2 separate regions of the Homo sapiens genome follow, and region 2 is linked to region 1. The links are chromatin loops, found by intact Hi-C in ENCODE. Cell type or tissue: PC-3. All regions are shown on one strand. Each heading gives the region's core, and the rest is flanking DNA. Links, peaks and the distances in the headings are about the cores only. Region 1 has its middle 84 kb from the start of TMEM30B. Region 2 overlaps MNAT1 (MNAT1 component of CDK activating kinase).

Region 1 (5,397 bases), core at 186-5,185:
ATAAGCCAGAAAGCAGGCCCTCACCAGACACCAAATTTGCCTTCATCTTGGACATCCCAATCTCTAGAACTGTGAGAAATAAATTTTTATTGTTTATAAGCCACCCAGTTTATGATATATTGTTATAGCAGCCCAAACAGACTAAGACATCCATTTACCCTATTTTGGCTATTGTTATTGTTGTCATATATTTTGTTTCTACATAGTTGTATTCTCACAAAACATCGTCATTATCATTTTATTTATTTATTTATTTAGAGATGGAGTCTTGCTCTCATCGCCCAGGCTTGAGTGCAATGGGGCGACCTCGGCTCACTGCAACCTCCGCCTCCCAGGTTCAAGTGATTCTCCTGCCTCACCCTCCTGAGTAGCTGGGATCACAGGCATGTGCCACCATGCCCGGATAATTTTTGTATTTCTAGTCGAGACAGGGTTTCACCATGTCGGCCAGGCTGGTCTCGAACTCCTGACCTCAGGTGATCCGCCTGCCTTTGCCTCTCAAAGTGCTGAGATTACAGGCGTGAGCCACTGCGCCTGGCCATCATTATCATTTTAAACAGTCAATATTCATTATGTTTTACCTGCATATTTACTTTTTCCATTTCTCTATATTCTTCCTGGTATTACCATGTTTCCATTTAGGATCATTTTTCTTTTGCCTAAATAACTTGCTTTAGTATATCTTTTACATAGATATCCTATCAACACATTCTGTTTTTATTTTGAACTCTACTCTGTGGTCTCTCAATGAGTTTATCTTCTATCTGTGGTACTTTCTGTGCCCAAATTTATGCAAATAAATTGTTTTCCCACCTTCAAGGATAGATTACCATAATTATGATAAGTTTTTATAGTGTATGGTTTAAAAATGTATCTTTTACCAAAAAGAGAGGATTCAAAGTGCATTTTATAACTGAAGACCTATCACATGTTAGGTTTTGAAGGCCTACTCTGTGTCAGGCAATGTGCTAGTCACTGGAACTGTAAAATTAAATGAGGCATGTTCTTCATAAAATCAAATGGGCATATACTATTGGAGAAGACAGATGAGTAAATGGTTACATTAAATGTGATAAGAATTATGCATAGGATATTTTAGGAACCAAAGGAAGAACATCCAAATTAGAATTAAGAATCAGGGCATATCTCCCGGGAAGACACCTTGGACTGAATTTTAAAGGAGTAGGAGTTGTTGAAGACCCACGTGTCAGTTAAGAGTTTGGTGAGGGGTTGCTTCCTGGCTTGTAGATGGCCACCTTCTTACTATGTTGTCACATGGACTTCCCTCAGTGGACATGGAGGAGAGAGAGAGAGCAAACTTCTGGTGTCTCTTCTTATAAGGACACTAATCCTATAGGATCAAGGCCCCACCCTTACGACCATATTTAATCTTAATTACTTCTGTAGAAGCACCCTGGGGGTTAGGGCTTCGGCATATAAATTTTGGGGGGCATGGAAACATTCAGTCCTTTATAGATAGATGGGTTTTATGAAAAAGACAGAAAAGCTATTTTTGTGCTGAAGTAGAAGAGGCAGTAAGAAGGGCAATATTAAAGATACAGGAGAGAGAGACAACATGGGTTGTTGAAATGATGGCCACCAAAAGCCAATGCATAAAGTCCTTAAAATAGCCTATTAAAAAAAGATGCTAAAGCATAACATTGGATCCTGGAGGGAAGGAGAAAGGAATTGGTGCCAGTGACGACATCTATAGATGTTTTGGGAGGAAATTGCCACCTAGTGTTAAGAAGCAAAGCCATCTGAGAATGTGGTGATGGTCAGGAGTAAGGAGCTTAGGGTAAAAGGTGGAAATATGATTGCTGAAGGGACAGCTGTACCAAGAGACAATGGATTGATAATGGCCCAGTTTCCGCCTTTGGATGATGATACTAGTTTAGGTAATTGCTTTACATATATTTGAGGTTGCTAATCTGCTCAGCCGTCACTACCATTTTGCAACAGCTCTCATCTGAAGACGGCAAATTGAAACTTGAGTTTAAAATCCTACCTTTGAGTCCAGAAGTACAGGATAGGGAACAATACAGTAGCAGATTACATTAAAACTAAAAGTAATTTTAGTTGACAGGACTATAAAAGTTAGTGCTGCTAAATGACTTTTTGGCTGCATAAATACAATATCTATACCAAAGAAGGTGAAAGCCCCTTTCCAATCTGTGCCTGTCAGGACATAACTGGAGAATTCTGACCAGTACACGTTAAGAACACAGATAAACTATGTTATAGTTACACAGAACAACAGACAGGACTCATGCTTTGCTATGTGACACGTGAACATAGACTCCCAGGGACATTTAAACTGGAAAAAAGAAGATTCAGCAATAAGAAGATCATTGTCCATTTAATCAGTCTATTCATCTTTTTTATTAAGTGCTATCACTTCAAAAGATCTTTCACACCTGCAGGCTTATTGCATCCCTATGACTTCTCTCAGACATAGGGACATTATTGCCCAGACTTCACGGACAGGGAGACTAGGACACCTAGAGGATAAATACAGGAGACAGTTTGGGCAACTGACATTCAACAACTTGCTCAGCCGTCTCACTTCTGACTTTCATGATAAATGTTTTCTTTTCTGTTCTCCTTTCGTAGCAATCCTCCCATCCTTCAGAGCTCAGCTTAAGGTCCCTATACAAAGGCTTCCTCTGCCTCATTGAGCCCTCACTGATTTTCATCTCCTTTGAAATTTGACAATGTTCAAAACAATATAAATAAAAGGACATATTTTGCCATGGGAATGTAATACTTGCTGATATATTATTTTTTGTTGTTTGCTCTAGTTTTAGATGTGTTTGTCACCTCTCCCTACATATAGTGAGAGTTGGGGTTATGTTTTATTCTTTTTTCTTATGTCCCATAGGGCTTAGCCCAGTACTAATTTGTTTCTTACAGTTATGAAGGCTGAGAAGTCCAAGGTTGAGGAGCCATGTCTGGTGAGGGCCTTCTGGCTGATGAGGACTCTCTGCAGAGTCCCAAGGCAGTGCAGGGCATCACATGGTGAGCGGGCTGAGTGTGCTAGCATGTACTCAGGTCTCTCTTCCTCTGCTTCTAGAGCCACCAGTTCCCCTCCCATGATAACTCATTAAACTATTAACCCATTAGTCCATTCATCCATGAATGAATTAATCCATTCATGAGAGCAGAGCCCTCATGACCGTATCATCTCTTAAAGGCCCCATCTCTCAATATTGCCACGTTGGGGATTAAGTTTCAACATGAGTGTTGGAGGGGAGAAACACAAACCAACACTATATCTCCAAGGCTGTTCACTATGCACACTTGCTTGAAAAGGTGATCGGAAACAAAAGACAGTGCCTCCACTTGTGAGGTGCGTAGAGATGTGAGAGACCCATGGAGAATTGTCTTCCAACTGTAGATAATTCTCATATATTCCCATGTTAACATTTTAGTAGCTAATCAGAATTGCCAATCAAATCCTTGACATTCTTCTGATCAATAGAGTAGGTCATCAAAACTGGAATCCCGTGAGGTTTAAAGTAATTGTTTTGTTTGTAAAATACATCCTGCAAATATTTTTATTTTTCTGAATTGATCCTTAAAAAAAAAAGTTATTCTTGACTGGTCTGAAGCATCTATTGTCCATTTTAAGCTTTACATCTGGACAACTAGTTTCCGAGACTTCATGTATTTAAGTGTATTTAAGGGCAATGCTTTTTATTTTCTCTGCATTAGCCATCCACTGGCTATTTATTTAACAACAATCCCATTGCACTGAATACATTGTCCTTCATGATGTAGCCTCAGCCTTCTTCAAACTCATTCACCCATGTATGCTCTGCCCCAGCCTAATTACTGGAAGCTCCCCAAACATGACCGGTTCTTCCATCCTCCATGCCTTATGTACACTGTTTCCTCTGTTGGAAAGCCTGACTCGTCAAGCAAACTCCTACTTGTCCTTCAAAACTAGACTTGTGCTTTACCTCCCCTCCTTCCCTATGTCCCCTAAGTGGAATTATTGACCTCTTCGTTCGTGACATTTGTTCATTTCTATAATAGTGTATATTATATTGCATTGTAATTATTTGTTTACATAATGATCTCCCCACAGTTAGCGTGTGGGCAGAAACTATGTCTCTATATTCCCAGTGTGAAACATAGTAGATGTTCAACAAACCTTTTTCTTTGAATGAAGGAGTACATTAGTCAGACTTCCTAGTTAGGAGTTACTGAAACAGACTCAAATGGTCTCAGGAAAAAGTAAAGGATTTGCTAAGTAGCTACTGCAGACAGATCAAAAGGCTGGAAGGCTATGTTTGGAAAATGGGCAGGATGTAAGGAAACTAAGGAGGCCAATCAGCAGAAATAAACAGATTTTCACTATCATCTTATATTTGTGCATCATTCCCATGAGATCCTCAGGCTGGGGAGGGTGTTTTATTGACTGAGCCTGTGTCACTCATGGACAAACTGGGATAAGGTTGACCTACCCCCTTAAGCTTGCAAGGCTGAGGGATGGGGGAAGACGCTACTTCCCACCAAGCTTACACACAATGGGGGAAAAGCAATTATCTGAAAGGAAACTGGAATGTCATCAGTAGGGGAAAGAAATGTGTCTAACTCCAAAAAATGACCAATATGTACTACTAATAACTGAAACTTTCCAAAAAAAAGAGACTATGATTTAAAAATCAATTTAACATTGAATGGTTTGATTATCAGCAAAATCACCATGACATTTAGCACCTTTCTTTTCCTTGATGAACTAAGAACTCTTGCATAGATTTAATAATGTGTTATGTACCCCCTGGGTGTCTGATTTACTGACTTGAGCTGAATGATTGGACTCAATACAAATAAAAAGAGCTTGCAAACTTCGCCCATGGTTTCCCAGACATCAAGGAACTAAGCTCTTTTGCTCCCTGGAGAGGCTAAAAATTCTAAAATGAAGTGCCCTCTGCTCTGGTTTCTGCTTTTCAGCATTTCTCTTCTGTTTTCACATACTTTTGCTGCTTTAAAATTAAATCTAAGAAACTCATTCCATATTTTTCATCATCTGCTTTTGAAAGTGAATGTTATGGATTTATGGTTTGGGATTCTTTGATGTTAGAGCAGCAACTATGCTTGCTTCACTTGTTTTTGTTTCATTTTTTTTTTTACATTTATGAGGCTTTGATAATTTGATTTATTAAAATGCCACAGTCAATGTAGGGGAACTGACACCATTCGCATTGTTGGAAAGCGTCATGAAACATCAGGCGCTAGTTCCCCATGGAGCGCTTACCTCTATTATTATATCTCCCCCTCCCCTTTGGTCTTCAGGAAAGTTTGGCATTAAACTTAAGCTGCACGCAAAGAATATTCATTCCTAGAACATTTCAGTATTTTTGGATTGGATTCCATCCCCCAATTTTGATT
Region 2 (5,397 bases), core at 62-5,061, 330 kb before region 1:
GTTAGCCAGGATGGTCTCCATCTCCTGACCTCGTGATCCGCCCGCCTCAGCCTCCAAAGTGCTGGGATTACAGGCGTGAGCCACCATGCCCAGCTGAGACTTTTTTTTAAAGTTATTTTTGCTCAAGGTAGAGCTAGGATTTGACTGTTCAGAACTCTAAAGCCCCATGCTTTTAACATTGTGTTGGTCTAAGGGCACATTTAATATGGGGAGTCATAGGCTGATAGTGTATATGCTTGTGTTCTTGCTGGTGAGAAGATATATAGATGGGAAAGCTGTTGTGGTATGAAGAAACAAAATAAATATAGAATAAGATTGTTCTTTAAGTTATTTGTTGGTTAACCTGTAGTTAACTCATTACTTCACCAAGAATAGTTTTGGGTATTATGGAAATCTTGAAGCACATGTATTTCAAAATGAGTTAGAGGCCTTAGGCATTTAAAAAATACCACCAGTGCTGACATAATATGAGAACATAGTGTAGGATCTTGAGGCTTTTTTTTACATATTTAATGAATCTTTTATAGATATTATCAATTTTTATCTTGTCTCATGTAGTGCAGATTAATATTATGAATATAGTTGGTTAGTAATTTCCATGCTAATTTATATCTATTTGAAGATATAACACTTGAAAAACACTTAAAAGTAATTGCTTTTTTCCAAAAGATTGTATATTTCCAGAAAAAATGTTTTCTGTTTTAGTAATAAATGTAAAAACGTTCAAACTCATGAACATTTACATGAATTCATTGGATATAGGGAGACTGTATTAAGGATATAAATTATTTAAAACATCTTCCTTAGAACTGGAACAATAAGGTTATGTTGTTCAAAATGTTAAAGTTTAAAGAAAGAAATTTCTTTGTTAAGGGAAGACAAAGCATATTTGGCACTATGTATGAACATGCCTGTTTTGCTCACTGTGGAGCTCCCAATGCCTAAAATCATGTCATTAGGTTTTTTTCACCATTAAAAAAAATCAGTTTAATATTGAATTATTTTTTTAAAAAAATTTGAAAAGGTCTACAGGCATCTTAAAAATTGTCTGTACACTTGCTATTAATGAAAAAATTAGAAGAATTTCGAGCAAGAAAATATTCACCTGAATCAACATATTTTAGTGTCCTTAATGTTGAGCAATTAGCTGATAAGCTAGTTTGAACCTGACTTTCAGGATAGAATACTTTTGAGGTTGTATTTGTTTTTTTGCTTTCAACAAGGCAAGTCTTGATGCTAGATCAATTAGCAAATCTTGAAGAATTAACTTAAATGGTGTGGTAATTCCTGTTATTAGAGATATTTCTTAGAACTCATGAAATTCCTCCCTCCCACATGATATCAGATGTGTTGAGTTGAGAAAGTTGCTGGGCAGCAGTCTTGTATATCAGAGTCCAGTTCAAAGTTGTTAGAATGAGAAGTGTTTTTAAAATGTTATGGGAATGCCCGAATTACAATTGAACTTTGAAATTAAAAAGAAAACACAAGACAGTATAAAAATAAAGACCTATGAGAGTGTTGTAGCAAGTTGGGCTTTTTGTAACCTACCGTTTAAAATACAGATCTTTGAAGGCAGGTTTTTACTAATTATTTTATTACTTTGCTCTTGCTAAAGACAGCAAGGCAAGTAATTATCCTCAGATCTGAAGATTAAAAGTCTTATGATTTTTAAATAAATATTAAGCAAGGAGAGTAATTTTTATAACTGTTAGCACATATGCTTTGTGTGCTAGCTTTTTCCTAATGTAAAATAAATCTGAATATGCCATACGATTGGTGACAAATAAAAAACTCTTTGTGCAATTAAGAGAAAATCTGTTTATTTAAGAGCTCTCAAAGGTTGTAAAAGATTATACTTGGCTGTATGTGAAGGATAAATGTTGTGAAATAATGCCCCTTAGTTCCCCTTTTATAATAAATCTCAGCTGTGTGTTCAGCACAAGGGCTCAGTGCCAAAAAGAACAGGTTCAACTTGTCCGTGAGGATTTGCACCACAGTAAAGTGCACAACTGCTTTTGTAGAGGTCATTGTGGAGGTCAGGGCATGTACAGTTGAATGAAAGCAACTTTAGAAACATGGTAGATCATAGAGTTACTTGAGATTCAAAAATCAATGTTAACTTAAAACATTAAAAAGATGGAAAATCATAAGAACCTTCAAATATATTTTTATCTTTATCTACATATGTTAATATGTTTTCATACAGATTAAAAATAATTTCTTTGGCATCTTGTGCTAGTATAGTTTTAAGGATCTTCAGGATATTTTATAATTGCCAAGATTTGGAAGCGTTGACTATTTTAATATTTGTTAAATTCTTTAGAGTGTTCACATAATGAAGGTAGGATATGATGGTGGTAGAACAAAGTGTGCAGGGATATGTGCATGGTGGGAGTAAAGGCAGGGGAGTGTGGATGAGTTTTAATAAAAATATGGGTGTAATCTGGAAAATGTCTCTACAAGTCATATTTATCTTGAGTTTGTGATCGAAAGATTCGAAATTTAACAACAACAACAACAACAACAAAGAAAATGCAGTCTTATACAGTATGATTCTTTTTCCTAAATATCTCAAAAATACTTTTATACATTTGTGATAAATAGAAATAAATGAGAAATAGAATGTGGAGAGGCTGTAAGATCCCAGGACTCCAGCCAGTGCATTGAGTTTCATATAAAGAATACCTGAAAAGATATAACTAAGTAGATGCATAGCTTACCTGGGGTTATATTTTATCTAGAGCTGTACTTCATGACTCTTTTCTCGTTTCTTTTTGGTGACTATTTTTTAAAAAATGGTGATCATAGCAAAATGACAGGCAACCATTGGTTTCAGTGTGGGGATTAATTAGTAATCTTTAGAATGTGCTTCAGCAAATGCAGCTGATTGGCAGTAGCATCTGTCTCAACAACTGACGGAATGTTAGTACTTTTATCAAGTAATTTTCAGAAGGGCTCCAAAGCTGTTTTACTAAACTCTCTCATATGAACTGCTTTCTTTGTCCTCTAGGGCATTGTTTTACTAAATATACCTATCCATGAATTAACTAATTAGTGAAAGGAGGGCTATAAAATTGTTATTTTTTTAATTTTAAAAAATGGACACAAATGTGATAGTCTGTGTATTCTTGTATTTGTGGGACCACCACTATGCTCACTGATCACACACCTATGTTCTCAGATGAAAAATTTATAAAGGATTGTGATTTTGCTGTATTGTTTTTGTAGTTCGTCTCATAAAACATGTCTCTTAATTATGAAGAGTGATTTGTTAAAGTACAATAAACTGTGATTTAAAGGATTGATTAGTATAGTCAGCTTTCTAGAAAGGCAATTTACTTCTGCATTGCCAGGAATTACTCTTCTTAGTTGAAATAGCCTTTTTACTAAACTGGTTCATATTTCAAAGGATATGCAGTTTAACATTCATTAACAGACAAGCCATCAATTTTATATTGTTTGAAGAAAATATTATTTTTGCTTGTTATAAAAACAAGACAACTTCTAAGTGAGTATCTAATGAGGTTGTAGCACATCTCAGTAAAGATGAAATTTGCCTTAATCTGAATGTGTTATGGAAAAATTGAGTGTAAATATTTTCTAAAAATGAATTGATATGCTTTAATGAACTAGAGTAGCTTTCATTTAAAAAGTACTTATATACTAATGTTTTTTTAAACAAATGAGCACATTATATTTAAAAATGTTTAATAAATATAATATATTTTAAATGAAAATTTAAATAGATACTGTTAAATGCTTGAAAATAGGGACAGTTGTGGTGGTATACTTTCTGCTATATCTTCACAGTGCCTAACATCTACCAAATGTTTAATAAATAAATTTTCATATTTTAGTTCTATAATAGAGAAGTGCTTTGTGGATTTTAGCAGGATAGGGTTTAAAATCTGAGTAGGTTACTTGGTCTTGGAGAGCTTCAGTTTCTTTTCCTGTAAAACAGGTAAAACATACTTACCTCAAATGTGTATGTAATGCCTAACACAGTGCTTGGCACATAGTAGATGTTCAGTAAATATTTCTGTATCATTTTAGTGCAATTGCACTGTTAGTAATCCATTCCATATCTGCCTGACTTTAATAAAAGACAATTTATGTGAAATTTCAGGTGAGAAGGGTATCAAGTCAGTGTCTTAAATATTCTGTTCTTTTCTGCATTTTAGAGTAGATTTAATTGCATGGTGGTTTTATGAGTGTGATAGCGGTGGTGGTGGTGTTTGTGTGTATGTGCATTTGGTTTGGGGAAGTTAGATTGGGATGGTTAGAGTATTCATAGTGTTTGTTGTTTCTTTTTAGGACAGAAGAAAGGTAAAATCAGTGACAGTCTGGCTTAGGTCTTCACTTATTTTCTACAATGGGAATGGCAAAACAACTACTCCTTCTGTTGTTAAATGACCTCAAATAGAACGAGGACATTTGTTATGTAGGTTTTTTTGGAGATAGGGTAGATGATTAGAGGGATCATTTTAAAACATTTCTTCATTCATGAAACAAATATTCCTGATACATACCAACTACTGTACTAGGCACAGAAGAGTCAAATCTAAATAAAATGTGGTCTCTTAAATTATTCAGTCTCTATAATGGCGTAAAGAAACTTCTATCTTTTCACGGAAAAATATTTCTGCTTTAGAAGACTACTAATCTTACATGGTATTTTTGTTTTGCTTATGTAATAGTAGTAGTATTTGTAGATAATTTTATATAAAGCCATTTCTATATTACATTAGGAAATTTGGACTTATGTATAAGTTGTCATTGTTGGATAAAGTTCACTTATAGTGCCAAGTTAGGAATTCTTGGAAATTATTTTTGAAATTAGTAAAAGAAAGTGAGCTAAAATGCTCTATGCCTGAAAGTTTTTACAGAAAATTTCTTGCGAATACTGTTTTTCTTAAAATTAATGCAGACTCTTTTAAAGGAGGCAGGTTTTGTCTAATCAGATAGTCTCCTTGATGTTTTTCTTTTCTGATCTTTTTATAGAAACAGATATGGTTTGCTGGACACTATGTCCTCTTGGCAACAAATGGTAGTTTGGTAATAAGACAAGCATCAGAGAAATAATGTAAAAATAATACTTTTCAACATTGTATCACATTTATCAGTGCCCAAGGAAAAAATAAAACCTATAACAACAAAAACAAACAAAATAAACAAAATATTTTTCTTGTATTTTGCTTTTCCTTTAAGCTACTGGCATATTTCCCTATTTTCATTTGTCTTATAAGTTAATGAAAATAATGTTTGCCTAGTGTTTCTTCTTCCTTCCATTCCCTCTTTGTATTCTGGCTTCTGTTTTCACCACTGTACTGAAGCTCCTCTGGGTATTGAAATTCCGTTCACTGGGAACGCTCTTTCTTCCCCTCCATTTCAGGGCTG

Evidence for each region. A loop is a pair of places that touch in the nucleus more often than their neighbours do. Peaks named below come from ENCODE experiments on the same cell type or tissue, not always from the same donor. Only the 100,000 strongest peaks of a DNase experiment are listed, where the experiment ranks them.
Region 2: it touches region 1 in a loop (3-fold over the local background); 1 of 110 quality-filtered maps calls a loop at or near these places.

Annotation. Positions count from the first base shown.
Region 1 is chr14:61,194,494-61,199,890 of GRCh38, forward strand. It overlaps a transcript of PRKCH not described here. Among named protein-coding and RNA genes, the nearest start is that of TMEM30B, 84 kb to the right of the region's middle. In PC-3, for the core only: CTCF peaks have their summits at 1,732 (motif pointing left) and 2,503; a DNase peak (open chromatin) is centred at 2,498.
Region 2 is chr14:60,860,557-60,865,953 of GRCh38, forward strand. The region is part of intron 6 of MNAT1 (MNAT1 component of CDK activating kinase); the gene reads left to right. Among named protein-coding and RNA genes, the nearest start is that of TRMT5, 120 kb to the right of the region's middle. In PC-3, for the core only: no CTCF peak of the experiment used is centred there; a DNase peak (open chromatin) is centred at 1,965.